Linked DNA regions of Homo sapiens: region 1 is linked to region 2. A link is a contact called in ENCODE Hi-C or POLR2A ChIA-PET data. All regions are on one chromosome and are shown on one strand. Each heading gives the region's core, a stretch centred on a gene start or an enhancer-like site at or near the end of the contact. The rest is flanking DNA. Distances are from core to core; before and after follow the strand shown. Region 1 overlaps ZNF664-RFLNA (ZNF664-RFLNA readthrough). Region 2 holds the start of EIF2B1 (eukaryotic translation initiation factor 2B subunit alpha).

Region 1 (5,301 bases), core at 205-2,704, 370 kb before region 2:
TTAAAATGCTTCAGCAAACAAACAAAAAAAGGGAAAGTAAAAAAGAGCAGACAAAGCAAATGTGGTAAAATCATTGTAACCATTGCATTTAGGTAAGAGATAATAGTCTACTCTAAAAGATTCTATTGTAAAATATTGTGTATGGTTGAAATTTTCATGGTTAAAAAAAAAAATCTGTGAATGCTAAGATATTCCTTTCCTGCTCTTCTGGCAATGGCAAACTAATCCCAGGACCACCGCATAGAGGGGCAACTGTGACTGAAACGAATATAATCCCCGAAACGGCTCTCATTTCCCCAGTCAATCCTGAGCACAGGAGAATGAACACAGGAAGAGGCCTCTGGACAGCAGGCAAAGGCAGTGGCTGCAGGCGAAGGCAGTGGCTGCAGGGCAGCGACAAGCAAAAGACAAAGGCAGCAGCACTGCGCTCTGCTCTTTTGCCTGGCAAGCTAACCCCAGCAGGGGTGTCTTCCAGAGCCCCCTCCAGGAATCAAGCTGCCAGGGTTAGGGTACTCCGCCAGCCTAGCCTCAGGAGAGTCCAACTCTGCTCAGAAGGGCAACAGTTCAATACCAAGGTCCCTGACAGGGGAGTCCAACATGACCTCCCACTAGAGTTCTTCTTCAGGCATCAGGCACTGCCATTCCTTCCAGATAAAATTCTCAGACCTGTCTGTAAGTCTCACTGCACGGTGGGGGGATGAGAGGGGTTAAGGTGCATTCTGTAGGAAAAAGAAAGATAAAAGAAACTCCGGCAAATTTTCCACGTGACCAACCAAAGAACAGAAAGGCCAACACACAGCAAGGATCTCCAGTACAGACTCGCCTAACACAGCCCCCACCCAACTCTTCCACACAGATAGAGGCAGCTGTAAATCCAGAGGCAGATACAGGTTATGGAACCCCACAGAGCTCACAGATCCTGAACACACCACGTTCCCAAGGCTATCTCTCACTCCAGACTCCCCCTTATGTCTCAAAATCAACGTCCTACTGGGGCTTTCAAGGGGACATCCCACATGACTGCAAGTCCCTCTTTCTGACCTGAGGAGGAAGGCTGCCAAGGACAAACTCAGAGCCTGCACCTGCAAGCTCAGGAACGCCCCCAGCATCCTGTGCACTCGACTCACACTGGAGGAGAACTCAAACAACAAAATGACAGTGCAGTTGAAAACCAAGAAAACGAAAGCTTAAAATTTAGCCCATCTACCTCAAATCCTCACCTTTCATGAAAAGGAGCCTTTCCTCTCTCCCTGTAGTTTGTGATACCACAGAATACTGAATCAGTACTAATATTTCAGTACAATTAAAATTGAGGGCAACTAGCTAATAAAGAACTGATGCTAAGATTCAAGGAAGTCAAAAACTGAGTCTTAAATACAAGAACCATATCCTGAGAGAACACGTGCTCTGGGTCACGGCATAAGAAAGGGGAACCTGAAGACGGGGGTACAGGACTAACAGGCTGGGAGAATGAAGCTGGTTTCCCTTGAAGGCTGTTCAGACCAAAAGTTCCTCACTCTAGCGGCAGAAGAGGCGAACCCGCTGCATGAAGGGGAGACTACCACTCCAGCATAGGGCCGAGGCTGCAGGAGTTGGTTGCAGCAGCCCTAATGGGATGACCAGAGCATCAGAGGAATGCCAACTATTTACATGGAGGTAGAGGTTGGTAAGCTACAATCGATGTTCCACAAAGTGGACTATGAACTGGATTATATTCAACACAGGCTGGATATGAAATAAAGACTAATCACCTTGACTGGGCAGGAGAGAAAAATCCAGTTACACTCCTAAAGGAATTAGCAGCCATTCAGCCTTGACATCAGATTATGTCCACAGTGTTCAGCCAGCAGATGCCGACTACTAAGCAGGAGGCCAAGTGCCTCGTCTGTGTTGCTCTGCGCAAGGCTATGACCTCCGTGCAAGAACTGCAGAGGCACAGGGACCCAGCTGTCACCACCAACTGAGGAAGAGAATAGCGCCGCCCAGCAACTAACATCCCACTGCCAGGCTGGTGAAGAAAAGAGTACGCAGAAGGGCACACTGGTGCAGAGCCCAGTACCAGGGAGGTATAGGACAATGTCTTACTAGCACTTGGGGCTGGCATGGAGACAGCTTGTTGTAGGGATGGGCCAGTGATGCCTTTAGAAAGACGGGGGATGTGAGATGGAGGGCAGATGCTGTATGAATGAAGAACATTCCCAAGAGAAGGGAACAGCAAAGAGGGAACTTTAAAATGTATTCCCACTTAATCTTGGAACTTCAGGCCAACATGTCACCTAACACTACTTTGCATCTGTTTTCTTTTTATATAATGAGGATAATACAGACATGCTGGCCTATCTCTCACACACACACACACACACACACACACACACACACACACACATTCTATAAATTATCATCCAGTCAAAATGTGAAGTAACAAACTTTGGAAACTAAAAGATAGACAACTGTATTATATATTTACATTGTTTTCAAAAATGCTGACTGCATGTTATGGTAAGACTGCCAGCACCGAGTATGTGACCTGTGGTCATTCAACAAAACCCAACTCAAGTAATAAACTGGCTTCTTGTGTGAACAAAAAAGTAGAGAGGGTAGACAAAATAAGAACAGCAAAAAGCTCACGGTTTCTTAACCTGGGTTCAACTCGTGTGGTGACAGGCCCATAGGAGTACATTTTGTTTTTTTCTCTACTTTTGAGTTCATTTGAAATTTTCCATAATAAAATGGAAGCCAGGAAGCCTTTGCTTAGAACAGTGGTCCCCAACCTTTTTGGCAGCAGGGACCAGTTTTGTGGAAGACAATTTTTCCACAGACTGGGGGCAGGGGTGATGGTTTTTGGGATGATTCAAGTGCATTACACTTAAATTGTGCACTTTATTTCTATTATTATTACATTGTAATATATAATGAAATAATTATACAACTTACCATAATGTAGAATCAGTGGGAGCCCTGAGCTTGTTTTCCTGCAACTAGGTGGTCCCATCTGGAGGTGTTGGGAGACAGTAACAGATCATCAGGCATTAGATTCGCATAAGGAGCGTGCAACCTAGATCCCTTGCGTGTACAGTTTACAACAGGGTTCACGCCCCTACGAGAATCTAATGCCGCCGCTGATCTGAAAGGAGGTGGAGCTCAGGAGGTAATGCAAGCAATGGGGAGCAGCTATAAATAGATGAAGCTTCACTGGCTTTCTTCCCACCACTCACCTCATGCTGTGTGGCCTTGGTTCCTAACAGGCCATGGACTGGTACCCATCTGTGGCCCACAGGTTGGGGACCCCTGGCTTAGAAAATCCCTGTATGACAATCTAAAGCCGTAAGAAAGAATACAACAGTGTTCTAAATTACAAAGCTAAATAAACATTGCCTCCGCCTCCACTGACAACACCAACCTATGCAAGTCCAGAAGTCTGTAAGCAATCTGTCCATCTTGAGTGAAACTCTAGCCTTTAACCAAAACATCCTGTTCCAGCTTTCTGCTCTGTTAATCCTATGGAACCTTTTCTTTGCTCCCTCAGGACCTCCAGTCCTCTTTCAATCTTTGTCCTACTAATGTGGCCCTGTTTGTCTTTACTTCCTGGCTTCCATGCTGGCTTGGGTTCCTTATGCCCTCCCTCCACCCAGGTTCACCTCTCTCTTCTGTCATCATCACTGTTTCCATGGCCACACTCTAGCTCTATCACCCCCAGAAACTGTGCTCCCTCCCAAATCTGTGTTAAGCAACCCATTCTTGGACACCGGGTGCTCCCTCCCCTTCCAGTTAACTGGCTCCAGGAACTTCATGCAGTAGGCTTGCACCCAGTGGCCTGACCCTTTGTTCCCTGTCTGTTGTCCACAGCTTCTCTCTGCGCTCACCAGAACTCTCTGGCCCCACCTACTCTCAGTGACACCGCACCTTATTCAAACCCAACTCTCCATCTATCCATACACGCACCCAAGTGGCTGAATAATGCCAGGTTTATTTAACTCACGACCACACATCTCAAATGGGCACTGGAGTGCCCCTAAATTCCTCCAAAAGTCTTCAGTACACACATTTTCCCAATACTTTAAATTGCTACTTCATCATTCTCCTTTCTCTTCAAATCTCCCATCTTCCCTCTGACTCCCTCACTCGTGGCTGATAACCTGCCAAGAGCCTGTTTCTGATTAAGAAAATAGAAGCAGGCTGGGCGCATTGGCTCACGCTTGTAATCCCGTCACTTTGGGAGGCCAAGGCAGGTGGATCATGACATCAGGTGTTCGAGACCAGCCTGACCAACATGGTGAAACCCCGTCTCTACTAAAAATACAAAAATTAGCTGGGCATGGTGGCACGCACCTGTAATCCCAGCTACTCCAGAGGCTGAGGCAGGAGAATCGCTTGAACCTGGGAGACAGAGGTTGCAATGAGCTGAGATCGTGCCACTGCACTCCAGCCTGGGCGACAGAGCAAGACTCTGTCTCAAAAAAAAAAAAAAAAAGATGCAATTAGATGGCAAGCCCTTCATTTTCCTACTGCAAATCCACTAGGCCACCTGCATTCACACCTTCTACTCCAACAGGGGGTGCCCTGTTCCTAGGAAAGACCAGCCCTTCCACTTGTGCCCATGAGTGCACTTCCTGGGCCTTCTCCAAATGGAATCCTGTAAGTACTCCCTCTCATTGCCACTGTCAATTCCATCCTAGCTATAGGTCCATTCTCATACAAACATGTTCTAGTATCTTCCTTCTTAAAATTGTTTTGGATACCACAGCCCCACCCCTGCAGGCGGGTTTCTTTCCCAACATGCCACTGAAAACATGTTTCTTTCCCAACATGTCCTGCCTCTGTCAGGACAGGGCCCCAAGACAGGGCTGGAAACACCTGCTTTCTTAGCTGGCCCGTCCCTGCCCCTCACTAGCCACTCCTTGTTCCTTTTACTGCTGACCTCTCTTCTGTTCAACTTCTAAATCCTGGGGTGCTTCAGGGCTCCTGCTTGGGACCATTTCTTTTCTGAATCTATACCCTCTAAGTAATCTCACCAGTCACGTGATCTAAAATACTCTTTAGATGTTGGCTCCCATTTTTATCTCTAGCCCTGGACTGCTCCATAATCTCTGCTGAAAGGCACTACAACCACATTTCCAAACCAAATCTCCCCTCAAACTGTTCCTTCCTCATTCTTCCCCATCTCTGTCAAGCACACCAACATCCATCCAGATGCATTGTCCTTAATTCTGCTTTCCTCCAGCCCCACCAGTGCAAATCACTGCACACTCTACCTCCTCTCCACAACATAACCCAGCCCTGCCCTTGCATCTCTCCATGGCC
Region 2 (5,684 bases), core at 429-2,928:
CCCGACCTCAAGTGATCCACCCACCTTGGCCTTCCAAAATGCTGGGATTACAGGCGTGAGCCACTGTGCCCAGCCACTTTTTTTCTTTTTTAATAGAAAAACAAAACAAAAAAATGTGTAAATCACACAACAAAGCACCTAGGACAGAAGCACTTAATACAACTGTGTCTGCCAGACAGAAAAAGCGTTGCCTGTAAAGAAAGGTGTGCATCTATACACATGCAATGACCCTGTGAATTTCCTTCTTTAGTTCGCTACCTCATTTGTAGACAGGAGCAATGCCAGGCCTGCCTCCCTCACAGGGTTGTGGTATGGTTTCACATCAATTAAGAGAGGATGGACAATTATTACAGTTCCTGAAAGGACTCCCCTATCTCTATTCTTGCTCCCCACAGTCCATTTTCCACACAACAGCCACAGTGATCTTTTAAAATTGCAAACCAGATCATAACACTTTCTGGCTTAAAACTCTACAATGTCTTTGTATTGCACCTAAAAATAAAGGCCAACTTCTCTATCACGGCCAATAAGGCCCTGCATGACCTGAAACTGGCTGGTTCTCTGATCTCATCCCTCTAGCCTCCTTTTAAATCTTCAAGACATCTGACTCTGTATGTGGTAGTTTAATGTATGAATGAGTCTCCCCACCATCCTCTACCCGCAAGCTCTCCATTTCTCCCTTCTCAGTGTAACTTGGTGGCTCAATCTGCCACAGGGCCCATGCACTTAAAGTGCACTTCCCCCAGAACTTCACATAATCATTCAAGTCGGTTTCAATATCCTGCACTTTTCCTAGGCCCCTATCTAAAACAGCTCCTCCTCAATCCTAGTCACAATGTACTATTGTAACTAGGACCGTACTGTTACATCATCTTCATAGCTCTTTTCATCCTTTGAAAAATAATTTATTTTTTAATTTTTTATTGACGAGGTCATGCCCTGTCGGCCATGCTGGGTGCAGTACTGCCATAATAGCTCACTGAAGCCTCGAATTCCTGGGCTCAAGTGATTCTCCCGCCTCAGCCTCCCGCGTAGCTGGGACCACAGACACGCGCTACCACGCCCGGCTAATATTTCATTTTTTTTGTAGAGATGGGGTCTGGCTGTGTTGCCCAGGCAGGTCTCGAACTCCCGGCTTCAAGCGATTCTCCCTCCTCGGCCTCCCAAAGTGCTGGGATTACAGGCCTAATCCACCGGGGTGCGACCCGGCCGAAATTATTTTTATTTATTGTCATCTGTTTCACCCAGTAGACTGTAACCTCCACTAAGGCCCCTGTCTGTCACGATCTCTGCTAAAATCCAGAAAATAATGCCTGTACACAGGAGGCGATCCAAAACTATTTACTGAATGAATGACTGAATGCCTTGGCTACTCCTCTAAAGACCAAACGGATTCTATCCAGCCCAAAAGACACATTCCATCTGGCCAGTCGTAGCCGGACCGAGACAGCCGAGCCCCGGAGTCGAAGTCCCGCCCTGCAGGGTCCTCACCGTCTGAAACCATGGCTGTCCCAGCACCTCAGCGCAGAGCAAGTGGTGGTCAGGGGAGCGTCTCAAATCCTGCGCAGCCCAACGTCCGGCGCCGCCAAGTGACGCACGAGGTGCTGTGACTCGTGCCAGCCCCCTAATCTGCGGAAGTGGAGTGCGGGGAGTGCGCCGGAAGAGGGGTACGGAAGTGCGCCGGAAGTGGGGTGCGGAGGTGTGCAGCGCGCTGTCAGACTGGCTCGCAGGCGGCGCGGCCGGCGGACCCGTTCGAGACAGCGCGGGCGGCTCGGGTCCCCTGGGGCTCCGCAGCAGGAGGACGCCATGGACGACAAGGGTAAATCAAGACAGGCCAGGGCTGCTAGGCTACAGCAGCGCCGTTCAGGGGTCCCCCCAACCTCTCACATCCAGGCTGAGCTCCCGAAGAGATTTCTTTTGAATTTCAGGCTGCTCCGCTGGTTGTGTTTCCAGAGTCACAACTAAATCCCTCGCGCTGCTCTTGTTTTCAGGGATGCGCCCTGGCAGTATCTGCAGGCATCCCTCCCACACATACGCTCCTTCCCAGTGCCAGTCTCCTTCCTGCCTTGTTGGATCTGTCATTAAAATTAGAATGAATAAGGCATATTTGATGTGCTCATCTAGTATGGTTATTAAGTGAAAAACAAGGGCAAACTAATACACTTTTCATGTAAAGAAATAAAGGGGAGTGGGTGGAACTCCATGTATAATATTTGTAACATATATGTGTATGTGAATAGACATGTATTAGCATAGACTGTCTGGAGGGGTGCAGGAGAAATTGGCAAGATGGTTGACTCTGGGATCCTCTCAGATTTTAGGACCAAAGAGGCTGAAGAGAGAATGACTTTTCATCATCATTTACTCGGGCTTAATTTTTAGGCCTTGCACACCAGTAGCTTTTTTTTTTTTTTTTTTGAGACGGAGTCTCGCTCTGTCACCCAGGCTGGAGTGCAGTGGCGCAGTCTCGGCTCACTGCAAGCTCCGCCTCCCGGGTTCACGCCATTCTCCTGCCTCAGCCTCCCAAGTAGCTGGGACTACAGGCGCCCGCCACTACGCCCGGCTAATTTTTTGTATTTTTAGTAGAGACGGGGTTTCACCGTTTTAGCCGGGATGGTCTCGATCTCCTGACCTCGTGATCCGCCCGCCTCGGACTCCCAAAGTGCTGGGATTACAGGCGTGAGCCACCGCGCCCGGCCACCAGTAGCTTTTTCAAAATAAAAAAGAGCTCTTGCAAACAGCAAAGTGGTATTTTCTCTATTCCCATCAACATTTATTGCATCCCTGAAACCAAATACCCTAAAAAGAAAGTATTTTTTAAATTGTTTGCTTCTTAAAGTCAACAGTCATTAACAAGCTCTCTTGCCTTATAGGCTGCTAAATGAATTAGGTGAATCACTTTTTTCCCTTTTTCCAGAGTTAATTGAATACTTTAAGTCTCAGATGAAAGAAGATCCTGACATGGCCTCAGCAGTGGCTGCCATCCGGACGTTGCTGGAGTTCTTGAAGAGAGATAAAGGTATATAGAGAGTCATCTGTTAACACTCTGGGACTTAGGATAGTCTTTTTTTTCTTTTCTTTTTTTTTTTTTTTAAAGAGACGGAGCCTCACTCTGTCACCCAGGCTGGAGTGCAGTGGCGAGATCTTGGCTCACTGCAACCTCCGCCTCCTGGGTTCAAGCAATTCTCCTGCCTTGGCCTCCTGAGTAGCTGGGATTATAGGTGTGCACCACCTTGTCCGGCTAATTTTTTTGTATTTTAGAGACAGGGTTTCACCATGTTACCCAGGCTGGTCTCGAACTCCTGAGCTTAGGCAATCTGCCCGCTTTGGCCTCCCAAAGTGCTAGGATTACAGGTGTGAGCCACTGTGCCCGGCCGTTTGTTTTTTTTGAGACAGAGTTTTGCTCTTGTCTCCCAGGCTGGAGTGCAATGGCACAATCTCGGCTCACTGCAACCTCTGCCTCTCAAGTTCAAGCGATTCTCCTGCCTCAGCCTTCTGAGTAGCTGGGATTACAGGCATGCACCACCACGCCTGGCAAAATTTTTTTTTTTTTTTTTGAGACGGAGTCTCGCTCTGTCACCCGGGCTGGAGTGCAGTGGTGCCATCTTGGCTCACTGCAGGCTCCGCTTCCCAGGTTCATGCCATTCTCCTGCCTCAGCCTCCAGGTAGCTGGGACTACAGGCGCCCGCCACCATGCCTAGCTAATTTTTTGTATTTTTAGTAGAGACGGGGTTTCACTTTGTTAGCCAGAATGGTCTCGATCTCCTGACCTCGTGATCCGCCCATGTCGGCCTCCCAAAGTGCTGGGATTGCAGGCGTGAGCCACCGGGCCCGGCCAAATTTTTTTATTTTTAGTAGAGACAGGGTTTCACCATGTTGGCCACAGTGGTCTTAAACTCCTAGCCTCAGGTGATCCGTCCGCCTCGCCCTCCCAAAGTGCTGAGATTACAGGCGTGAGCCACCATGTTCGGCCAGGAAAGTCTTCTAATGACTCTTAGAAATGTAGAAAGTGAGAGATGCATGTTTGCCTGCATAAAGTAGTAATACAGCTCCAAGCTCAGCTTCTGCCTTCATTTCAGACCTTTCAATCTGGAGAGAGCTCTTACGTTGTCATGAAAAGGATCCCTTTCATAAGTGAAACAGACTTTGAATCGAGAGTGACTATGTTATATTGTGTTAACCATGATGCGTAAATTTCAGTAGCAGTTCAGCTTTATAAGTGTTTATTAGGCCTCCACCTTGTGCCAGATTCTGTACAGATGCTACAGGGAATATTCCAGAATAAATTCTGGTATTAGTATTATTTATTGTGATCCCCTAATTCAGCACCCTAAATGTAAGCATCTGGGTATAGCATGAAATCTTGTATAAGCAAAATAATAATGCAGCCTTTAATCTGAAGGGCTTGCCTAGAGACACATGTCTTTAAGGCAACCTCCAGTGTCTTCCCATTGTTCTTAAAATAACATCCAAACAACCTTAGCCTCACCCATACCACCTTGCAGACCTCATCTGCCGCTGCTACTTAATGTCTTTCCATGCCTCAGCCTCCCAAAGTGCTGAGATTACAGGCGTGAGCCACCATGCCCAGCCACCCAGCTTTATTTCTATGTGTGCTTGTTTACTATCCGCTTCCTCTATTACAATCAAAACTCCATCACAGCAGAACCCTACCTGTCTTGTTCACTGATGTATCCCTAGCATCTAGAATAGTGCCTGGTATATAGTATGTACCTAGTAAATATTCACTGAATGAATGAATGAATTGAAGATACAGGTCGGGGCTGTGGCCCTAATGTGAACATCACATTCCTTGTTGGATCATTCCAGGGGAGACAATCCAGGGTCTGAGGGCGAATCTCACCAGTGCCATAGAAACCCTGTGTGGTGTGGACTCCTCTGTGGCAGTGTCCTCTGGCGGGGAGCTCTTCCTCCGCTTCATCAGTCTTGCCTCCCTGGAATACTCCGTAAGTGCCTGTTCTCCCTGGGGTTACCTTTCCACTTCTCTGTTTAGTGACAGACATTCTCAGCATTAACTGGATCTTCCCTGTCCCCTCAGTTTGCTCTTTTCTTCCTAGGATTACTCCAAATGTAAAAAGATCATGATTGAGCGGGGAGAACTTTTTCTCAGGAGAATATCACTGTCAAGAAACAAAATTGCAGATCTGTGCCATACTTTCATCAAAGATGGAGCGGTGAGTGGATAATCATCATGGTGGTAAGGAGGAGCAACGGTTTCGAGTCCGACTGCCTGGGGTAAAATCCGGGCTCTGCCACTCACTTGCTGTGGAGACTTGAACAAGTAACTTAACCTGTCTGTGCAGCTTTCTCATCTGTTAAATAAGGATGACAATAGTACCTACCTCCTTGGGTTGTTGTGAGGATTAAATGAGGCAAGACATGTAAGGGGCAAGGGGTGTGAGGGCTTGGTATTGTGCCTGGCACTTAGTAAGTGCTGCATGAATGTAGGTCTTGTTATTAGAGATGGTTGTCATTGTAAACAGGCAGAGAGGGACAGTGGGACAGCACGTGTGATTCTTGATTTATTTTATTTATTTATTTATTTATTTTGAGACGGAGTCTTGCTCTGTCACCCAGGCTGGAGTGCAGTGGCGCGATCTCAGCTCACTGCAAGCTCCGCCTCCTGGGTTCACACCATTCTCCTGCCTCAGCCTCCCGAGTAG

What was found. A loop is a pair of places that touch in the nucleus more often than their neighbours do. ChIA-PET counts read pairs that join two places held with the same protein, here RNA polymerase II (POLR2A). Pooled maps may share reads with other maps.
Region 1: a pooled map shows a loop between it and region 2 (2.3-fold over the local background). The contact joins the enhancer-like site here to the promoter of EIF2B1 in region 2. A Hi-C loop is called at or near these places in 1 of 50 pooled maps. POLR2A ChIA-PET finds 5 or more read pairs at or near these places in 2 of 52 experiments (H1 and IMR-90).

The regions. Positions count from the first base shown.
Region 1 is chr12:124,002,569-124,007,869 of GRCh38, reverse strand. The region is part of intron 2 of ZNF664-RFLNA (ZNF664-RFLNA readthrough); the gene reads right to left. The region is part of intron 3 of ZNF664 (zinc finger protein 664); the gene reads right to left. Among named protein-coding and RNA genes, the nearest start is that of ZNF664-RFLNA, 32 kb to the right of the region's middle. RefSeq lists enhancers at 846-905, 1,126-1,185, 1,206-1,255. Within about 2 kb of position 1,454, at least 7 of the 41 ENCODE cell types and tissues checked have a DNase peak (open chromatin) inside an H3K27ac peak, as active enhancers do.
Region 2 is chr12:123,629,680-123,635,363 of GRCh38, reverse strand. EIF2B1 (eukaryotic translation initiation factor 2B subunit alpha) reads left to right here and starts at 1,678. Exons shown (of 9, transcript NM_001414.4): 1 at 1,678-1,819; 2 at 2,918-3,019; 3 at 4,831-4,967; 4 at 5,079-5,195. The coding sequence starts at 1,807. GTF2H3 (general transcription factor IIH subunit 3) reads right to left here and starts at 1,535. Exons shown (of 13, transcript NM_001516.5): 1 at 1,492-1,535. The coding sequence starts at 1,504. RefSeq lists an enhancer at 1,462-1,651.